Regions from separate parts of the Homo sapiens genome. Here region 2 is linked to region 1. The links are chromatin loops, found by intact Hi-C in ENCODE. Cell type or tissue: PC-9. All regions are shown on one strand. Links, peaks and the distances in the headings refer to the core of each region. The heading gives the core; the rest is flanking DNA. Region 1 overlaps ARHGAP35 (Rho GTPase activating protein 35). Region 2 overlaps ARHGAP35 (Rho GTPase activating protein 35).

Region 1 (4,386 bases), core at 240-4,239:
CCCCACCACACACACACACACGTCCCACCACACAAGCCCCACCACACACACACTTTCCACCAAACCCCACCACACACACACAGCCCACCACACAAACCCCACCACACACACACCCCACCACACACACCCCCACACCACACACACAATCCCACCAAACCCCACCATACACACACCCCACCACACAAATCCCCCACCACACAAACCCCCTACCACACACACACATCCCACCACACACACCAGACACATTCCACCACACACATGCCCCACCACACACACACACCACACAGACTCCACCACACACACATCCCACCACACACATGCCCCACCACACACACATCCCACCACACAAACCCCACCACACACACCCACCACACACACATACCCCACCGCACACACAGCCCTACCACACACACCACACCACACCCCCCCCACACGCCCCACCACACACACATCCCACCACACACACACCTCACCACACACACACATCCCACCACACACACACATCCCATCACACACGCCACCACCACACACACACATATCCTACCCCCCACACACAGACCCCACTACACACACACACAAAACACCCGCTTCCTTTCCACGGCAGGCCCAAGTAGAAAAGCCCCTTGGGGTTACAAGCAGATTCCTCCCAAGCATTAAGGAGGGCAGAGGTTAACTTCCTTCAGGTTCCTGATTCCCAATGACCCATGAAAGGAGGCAAACATGTCACCAATCACAGCCCAGTGTCCCTTCCTTTCCTGGCCTCTCTTCCCTAAGAAAGAATACTTTTCAGAGTCAGAAGCCTGTAAGCCTCAGGCAGGAAGGCTGATCCCAGTCCCTGCAATCTAGGATAAAAATCTAGGGTACAACACAAACTTCTCAACATGTGGCCTCGGGGGCTCCTGTCACCAGGCTCAAGCCTGCCACCCTCCCCTTATACTTCACTGCAGTCCTGATGAACTTGCAGGGCCTCCCTACAGTTGTTCCTTCCACTTTTACCTCTGTTCTGTGACTAAACAATGCTCCCTCCGAGGTCTCCCCTGACTCCTAGACTAAATTAAGTTCCTGTTATAGGATCCCAACAATTGCTTACATTTACGCAGTGCCGGCACTCTGGGCCAAGGCCAGCCATAAGCCTTTTACATGCACTGTCTCACCCAGTCCTCACACCAGCTCTGTGAGTTGTATTCTACCATTCTTCTTCCCATTTTATAACTGAACAAACTGAGCCACGTGGCAAACAGATGGCAGGGCTGGGATTCACACCCGGGCAGTCCGATTCCAGAGTCTGTGTTTAATCAATCACCACAAGGCACTGTCTCCATGCTCTTCCTGGACAGCCCTGGGCACCATGTGAAAGTCGCTGGATAGCTGTGTGATTAGCTGCTTAATGCTGGTCCCCTGGTAGACCCCTGAGTTCACAGGAGCAGGCAGAGTCCTCTCATCACCCGTCTGTGTATTGGGCTTGCACAGTAACTAGTACCAGGGAAGGCATTCAGTAGCTGTCTTCAGAAAGGAGGGAAGGAGGAAGAAAAGTGCAGCGTTTCTCCAGCTGAAGAGAGGGAGGAAGGCGACTCAAGTGTTTGTTCTCAAGGGGCCTGTGCCTTACTGGGGCCAGCATGGAGGAGCTGCTCCCTAAGCGGCTGGAGCATCCAACTCCTACTTTCCTTTCCAGATGTATTGAGGTTCTACATTCACCAAGAAGCCTTCTCCCTCCCCTTCTTCCCGGTAACTTCACTAGGAACGTAGTGGGTTCATTATTTCGCCACAGCCAGTCATGTGCTGCTGTTAAGTCTGGTCTCCAGACCTGGCTGTTAACTTTTACAGGGCAGAGCCATGGTTTGGCTGTGGCTGGGAGTCCCCACAGGGCCACGCCCCCTGCAGAAGCTGGCCACATTCTTGCTAATGGGCTGCTCTGTCGCCTTTTATCAGGGCTCAGCCTTCCCAGACTGACCTTATGCGGGTCTTAGATGTTTTTACAGTGAGTGTAACACGGAGGAGAAGAGGTTAGTTCATCTGTGCTTCACTGGCTTTGGTGAAATGAACAGGAAAAAAGCAGAGGTCAAGGAAACTGACAGGGGTTATAGAGGCATGGGGATTTGCTGGGTGTGAAACCTCATGAGCAAGGCAGCACAGAAGGTGTGCGTGTGAGTGAGATGAACAGACAGACACAGAGCAAGAGCAAGGGCCACCGGAGCCCCCAGGTGATAATTCAATGGCACAGTCAGGCCAGCTCCACCAAGGGCCCGAGAAGGTCCTGCAGCCGAGAGTGGGTACTGCTCCTTGGGACCACTCTCACAGGACAGCCTGCTGTACCGTCCTGTTTGTACTGCCTTGGCAAATATGGCAGGACAGGCCATGGGCCTGGTTGGCACGCTCAGGCCAGAGCAACCTGTCTGCCCGAGCTCCCCACCATGGAGAAGGCGAGTGCAGCCGGGACAGCCAGGCAAAGCAGCCGGCTGGAACCGTCTCGGGGCCTTGGGCCGCCACCCAGACTATTTCTGTCTTGGATGGAAGGCCAGGGTTACTTTGTGAAACAAGCTCTACTTCTCCTTGGCTGCTGGGCTCTCCAGGCGGTGTGCCAGGGCACACTGTTCTGATCAGGGCACTGGGGCCTGAGGAAATCCGCTAGCAATGCCGAGTCACAAGCTAAATGAACCCTGCTTATCTGGAACAGGCAAGAGCTGGCGAGCTGACTGCCTGCCTTTATGGCAATGGGGAATTTCTGGAATGCAAGTGACTTGTGCTTAACTTATAAGCAAGCAGAAAAACGGGAGGGTGGTGAGGAATGGTAGCAAAAAAAAAAAAAAAAAAAAGGAGAAAGCTTTGTTTTAAAACTATTTGGACTGTGGGAAAGCAATTTGTTAGTAAAACTAGAATTACAGGGGGAGGGAGAGAGATTAAGTAACAGACAGCCCCCATAAAAATCACAGCATATGAAACAGTATACCTCATATTTTAGCACTTTATCAATTCAAAGCAGTGCAAATACGGCAATTACTCACATAAAGCCTGTTGGTGTATTCAAGCTATAACCGTACCTATTAAACTGTTACAGTGATAGATGGGAGTATCTATACTGAAATTAGCTGCCTTCTCTGAAAGACAGAATTACATAGATCTAGGCTGACTGCAGGGAAATAGTAACTAACTGAATTTAACAGCTCTCGTCCCGCCAACTCTCCTTCATGATAGCTCTAGGAACTGGTGGCTATGATGAATGTGGAGGGAAACACGGAGGTTTTTTGCAGGGTGGCTGTTTTCCAAGTGGGAAGGTATTTGGTAAAATTCTGAATCTGCTCAGTCCAATGCTATAAAACTCACAGCTTCATCAGCCTAAAGCAGAGAAGACAGGAAAAGGGCTGGAACGTAGGCCTTTTCCATTCTGATGGGCTGTGAACGGCCTCTGCCAGAGGACTTGGGGATTTCTGTTTCCTCTTGTAAAAAGGGATTAGCATTACTTTGAGATTAATACTGTCCTCTGGCTCACGGGAGATTAACTAATAAACCATGTATGGGGTGTAAAGTGAAGAACAAGCCCCACACAGGCCCAGGATTCTCACTGTGCTGCCGCGGCACACTGGCCCCTGAGCTCCCAGCCCCAGGCTGGGCCCTCCCTGGTGCTCCTTCCAGATGTAGAGGCTGGCAGCCTCCTCTCCTGCGCACCCTCAGAAGGGTGCAGGAAGCCCACTAGCAAGGTCTTAAATTTAGGACCCCTGCAGGAGGGGATGGGGCAGTGTAGTAGAAGAAATATATATTTGGTTTTTGTCCCCGGCTCCTAGCACAGAGTTCCCCAAAGTCTTGGAATTTCCTGAGTGATAGAAGTATCTTTTGTTACTCATTAACAAGCCCCTTCTGGCCAGGCATGGTGGCTCATGCCTGTAATCTCAGCACTTTGGGAGGCCGAGGCAGGCCGATCACGAGGTCAGGAGTTCGAGACCAGTCTGGCCAACATAGTGAAACCCTGTCTCTACTAAAAATACAAAAAATTACCCGGGTGTGGTGGCATGCGCCTGTAATCCTAGCTACTCAGGAGGCTGAGGCAGGAGAACTGTGTGAACCCGGGAGGCGGAGGTTGCAGTGAGCCGAGATCGTGCCATTGCACTCAGCCCAGGCAACAGTGAGAGACTCCGTCTCAGAACAAACAAGCCCCTTCCAACCAAACCTGAGTTTCATGATAATGAGGTTACTCTTGTGGGCCCCTAGATAGTGCAGGATATGGGGGCTGGTCTCCAGAAAGACCAAACCTTTATTAGAGGGTTGGAACTGTCAGCCCCACCCACGACCTCTGGGGGTGAGGGGAGAGGGGCTGGAGATTGAGCTCAATCACCAATGGCCAATGAGTTAATCAATCAAGCGGACATCACAGAAACGCCATAAACACCCTCA
Region 2 (4,386 bases), core at 313-4,312, 74 kb after region 1:
GTCCCAACTACTCGGGAGGCTGAGGCAGGAGAGTCTCTTGAACCCCGGCGGCAGAGGTGGCAGTGAGCCAAGATCGCGCCACTGCACTCCAGCCTAGGTGACAGAATGAGACTCCATCTATTAAAAAAAAAAAAAAAAAAAGTTTAAGTTCTACTTTTAGTGGAGATGAGGTTTCACAGTCTTGGCCAGGCTGGCCTCGATCTCCTGATCCACCCGCCTCAGCCTCCCAAAGTGCTGAGATTATAGGCGTGAGCCACCACGCCCAACCTACAGTGTTTTCTTTTTGTTTGTTTTTGTTTTTAAGAAGTTCAAAAAACTTCATGGTTCAAAAACCCATTTAATGCTCAGACATTTGGTGTTCTAATTTCCAAGCTAGGCCAGGAGACAAGAATCAGAAAGAGCCTTGTAATCTGTCTCCTAAACCTTTTCTTCTCCTCCTCTCATTTGGTAAGCCTATCCAGATTAGTAACTACTGAGACAGAGAGAAATGAAATAACTCAGCTAGATAGACAGGAACCCCAGTCCAGAACCCAGGTCTCCTGACACCACCCCCAGCTCTCGTCCCTCCACTCCCCCGCACTGCCCTGGCTGGAGAACAGGAACGCGGAGCATAGGCACATATGGTGGGAGACGCTGGGGGCAAGTCTGTGGAGGGTCCTGACACGCTAAAGACAGTCTGGACTTCATCCTCTGAGGAACCACAGGCTTCTGAGCAAGAATGGCTTGGTCAGGACCGGGCTGGAGAAGGGAATTCCGAGAGCAATCTGAGCCCTCTCCCCCGCCACCTCTGTCCTGCTGTTTCACTCTCATCCACTGGATAAACGCTTCCCATGTAAAGGCCAACTCCAACCTGGTCATAATAAGCATCAGGAAAAACAACTGCTTTACGATGGAATCATGGAAATGCTGACACAGTGGTGGTGTGAGATGCTCCTTTGAAAGGCCTTGTCAGGCCCAGTCTTTGTAATTTCATGGTGGCTCACAGGAAGCGCCTGGGAGCCAGATGCTTTCTGCCTGTGCTCAAGGCCATAATTTCCTTCCCATACTTAAACTGATGACCCTGTGTCTCGCTGACAGAAGATTAGCCAAAGGAACAGGGCAGATAAAGAAGAAGCAAAATCTGAGGAAAACTGGCTGATTTGAAAAAAAATTCCTAAGATTCTTCTTGAGATGAACAACTAAGAAAACTTCCAGATGAACATGATCTGCTGTCTCTGAATGAAAGCCACTGGAAGGCAGGCCAAGCTGGGAATGCTGGCAGCCAGCTCCCTCACGTCACAGATGCGGAAGCTGAAGGGGAGAGGGGAAGGCAGTCCCAGAAACTGCTGTCAGAGCTGTCTGTGCCCTAAGAAAGGCTTTGCGCCCACTTCCCACCCCCATCCCAGTGCTGTCTCTCCACACTCTGCAGAGATGATCACATTAATCAAGACCCTAGAGTCAAAGTGACTGGGAAGGGGACAAAAAAGAATGACATCCAGCCAGTCCCATTTATTAAAGCAATAATCTCCACCCCTCACTAAATGTATACTTCTATAAAATTCTGCTTGTATGTTCTATATGGCACCTAGCCACCACTCAACACTTCAAGATATATTTCAGAGAAAAAAAAAAAGGCGAATTTCAAACTATAAGTAACATATCCTGTTGGGGAGCCCAAAAATAACTAAGAAAACATTTGTGATCATACAAGGAACTGAATAAGTGCATTTTCTATAAAGTGCTAGCTTCATGATTTTCCTTTAGATAAGAGACCAAAATAGTAGTTTGTTCTTCCTTATCAATCGTCATTCCTTAGAAAGTGCTTGGCCAGTAATATCAGGAAGATCAACGAGTCATCTCTTATCACTGGTTTAGCCCTCGGACTTAAGAAGGAAATCAGGTCTGGCCTACTCTTCCATGACAGCTGTCCTAATTGCTAGAGGAAGTCACCTTGACCTCATATATTTGGCTGCTATTCAGAATACCATGTCTCTTGGTCCAAATTATCAAAAGCATACATTAGGTAACAACATACCTTTCTCAGTTACATATGCACAGAATGCCCAAGATAAACCCACTGAGTGGTTCCCTCCGTGGCCTCACCTCCCACTCCCTGGCTCTGAATGGCCCTGGGAAGAGCACAGAGCAGCTACTTTCTTTTGAATCGTCTTAAAATCAATGCACAACAACGTACATCACCATTATAAAAACCCTGTCAGCAGACCGACTCTGACTCCCACGGCATTTACTATGTTAAAATCTTATGGGAAACTTGTACCATAGCTAATATGATTACTGTGTGCAGAATGAAGAGAGGGTTTGGGGATGAGTAGGTGTCTCAACCCAGTTCCTTCACTATTGCATGTGTCTCCCCAATGCCGCAGACCACTCCCCGGCCCCTGAATCCATCTGTGATTTCTGCTTTCTGCTCAGAAAACCCACTGTCAAGGCCTTAACTTAAGAGAGCCTGTCAGAGCCTTAGCTTTGCCATCTCTAACACCACGATCCCTTCTGGCTATTACCGCTCCTCAAGGGTACAGGTGTGGGCACAGAAACATATATAATCTGTTCATACCAAAATGCGATATCATACACACCAACCCTTTAGTTTTCTTCACTGAGGACATCATAGATTGCATTCAGATAAAGAGCCCTTTTTGCCCAGTGAAGAATCATATACAATAGAATAAGGTGGCATTTTTCTTGCTGTGTATGTTGGGGGGAGTTTTGTGATAACTTGTTGTTCCTTGAATGTAAATATTCCTCTACTGTCTTATTTAAAACATTAGAGGGGGCCGTGGCGATTAAAATATATGTGTCATGGCTTGTCAAGCCTCATGACTACCTGAGTTCAAAAAACAGGCTGCTCAACTCCATTTTCCTTACTGACTGTAACAGAAAGCTAAGCTCAGCCAGTTGAATCATGAGAGCTAAAAGCCAAGCAAGGTACAGCTAGGCTCAAAAGCTGTATGTCCACATTCCATACCAGTAAGGCAGCCGGGAGCAGATGGCACAGACCAGGCTACAATGTGTTCAATATGGCCTTCTCACACCCCTTTCTCCGCTCCCCTAACCCAAACCTGCATTCCTACAGGCACAAACCCCACTCCATAGTAGAATACAGTAAGGCCAGTGTTGTCTGGAGTCACAAAGTTTTATATATGATTGCTTCTAATTAAAGATCATTTGATTTTAAGAACTTAATAAAAAGGCCATAAACCTGTATCATTCCATAAGAATGCCAAGAATGCTAAGTACCCAACTAATATTCTTCCAGAGTGACTTTTATTAAAGGCTGCCTCTACTACTTTGCCAACTAACATGTCAGGTGGCAGAAACATTCCCACCTATCACAGGCTACTCAACTTTAAAAAGCAAAGGTAAGTGAAAAGGCCTTCTTTAAGTAATCAAATCAGCTCAAATTCCTCCAGCAAAAAATCCTAGTACAAACAGACTCAAAAATGGCAAAATCAAAGTTTAAAAAGCCACTTACAGTGCCAACAAGTGATTCAGAAGAATTCTGAGAAAGGTAATATTAACATTTTAGTGGTAGAACACTTGGAGAGGAGCCAGGAAGCCTAGACTCTCTCCTGGCTAGGTCATTAAATCTTGCAGGGGGAGGGAAAGCATACACAGATAAAAACTAGTTAAATGGCATCTCACAGCCAAGCTATCTTGACAGCTCTCATCTGTCAGCAGGATCACTGGACAATGATGTTCTTCAAGGAGACAGGTAAGTCTCTAGGGGCTAATGATAACCTAAGTGCATGCAAGTATAATCAGAATGATAACAATCAATGCCTACCCTTGGAATGGGCACTCAAATTCAACAGCTGAGAAAGCCAACGTATCTGCTGCCAGGGAATCTAGATCGCCTGGATCCCCACAGCCTTACGCGTTCTTCACATGTATACTCTTGCTCTCCTAGAGCAGCAAGTTATCTTTTAAAGAACAGATTTGATCATTTTTTTTGTGTGAGACAGAGTCTAAGCTCTGTCACCCAGGCTGGAGTGCAGTGGCGCGATCTCGGCTCACTGCAACCTCTGCCTCCCGGGTTCAAGTGATTCTCCTGCTCCAGCCTTCCAAGTAGCTGGAACTACAGGCACGCGTCACCATGCCTAGCTAATTTTTGTATTTTTAGTGGAGATGGGGTGTCACCATGTTGGCCAGGCTGGTCTCGAACTCCTGACCTCAAGTGATCCACCTGCCTCGGCCTCCCGAAGTGCTGGGATTACAGGGGTGAGCCACTATGCCTGGCCTGCTCTTATATTAAACCCTCAAATTCTTATTCCCTATGTGATCTCATCTCCACCATTCTGCCTTTTTCTCACTAGCCACTGTAGCCTTCCTTGGGTTCCCTGGATGCCCTCATTTATTTATTCTCATTCGCCCATTCAATCATTCAAT

Evidence for each region. Peaks named below come from ENCODE experiments on the same cell type or tissue, not always from the same donor. Only the 100,000 strongest peaks of a DNase experiment are listed, where the experiment ranks them.
Region 2: a loop joins it to region 1, with 9 times the contacts of the local background. A loop is called at or near these places in 4 of 110 quality-filtered maps.

What each region holds. Positions count from the first base shown.
Region 1 is chr19:46,974,638-46,979,023 of GRCh38, reverse strand. All of the region lies in intron 3 of ARHGAP35 (Rho GTPase activating protein 35), which reads right to left. Among named protein-coding and RNA genes, the nearest start is that of NPAS1, 43 kb to the left of the region's middle. RefSeq lists enhancers at 1,199-2,054, 2,055-2,912. In PC-9, for the core only: no CTCF peak of the experiment used is centred there; a DNase peak (open chromatin) is centred at 2,673; H3K27ac peaks cover 1,862 bases.
Region 2 is chr19:46,901,128-46,905,513 of GRCh38, reverse strand. All of the region lies in intron 1 of ARHGAP35 (Rho GTPase activating protein 35), which reads right to left. Among named protein-coding and RNA genes, the nearest start is that of ARHGAP35, 42 kb to the right of the region's middle. In PC-9, for the core only: CTCF peaks have their summits at 2,448 and 2,674; DNase peaks (open chromatin) are centred at 1,873, 2,903 and 3,303; H3K4me3 peaks cover 2,728 bases; H3K27ac peaks cover 4,000 bases.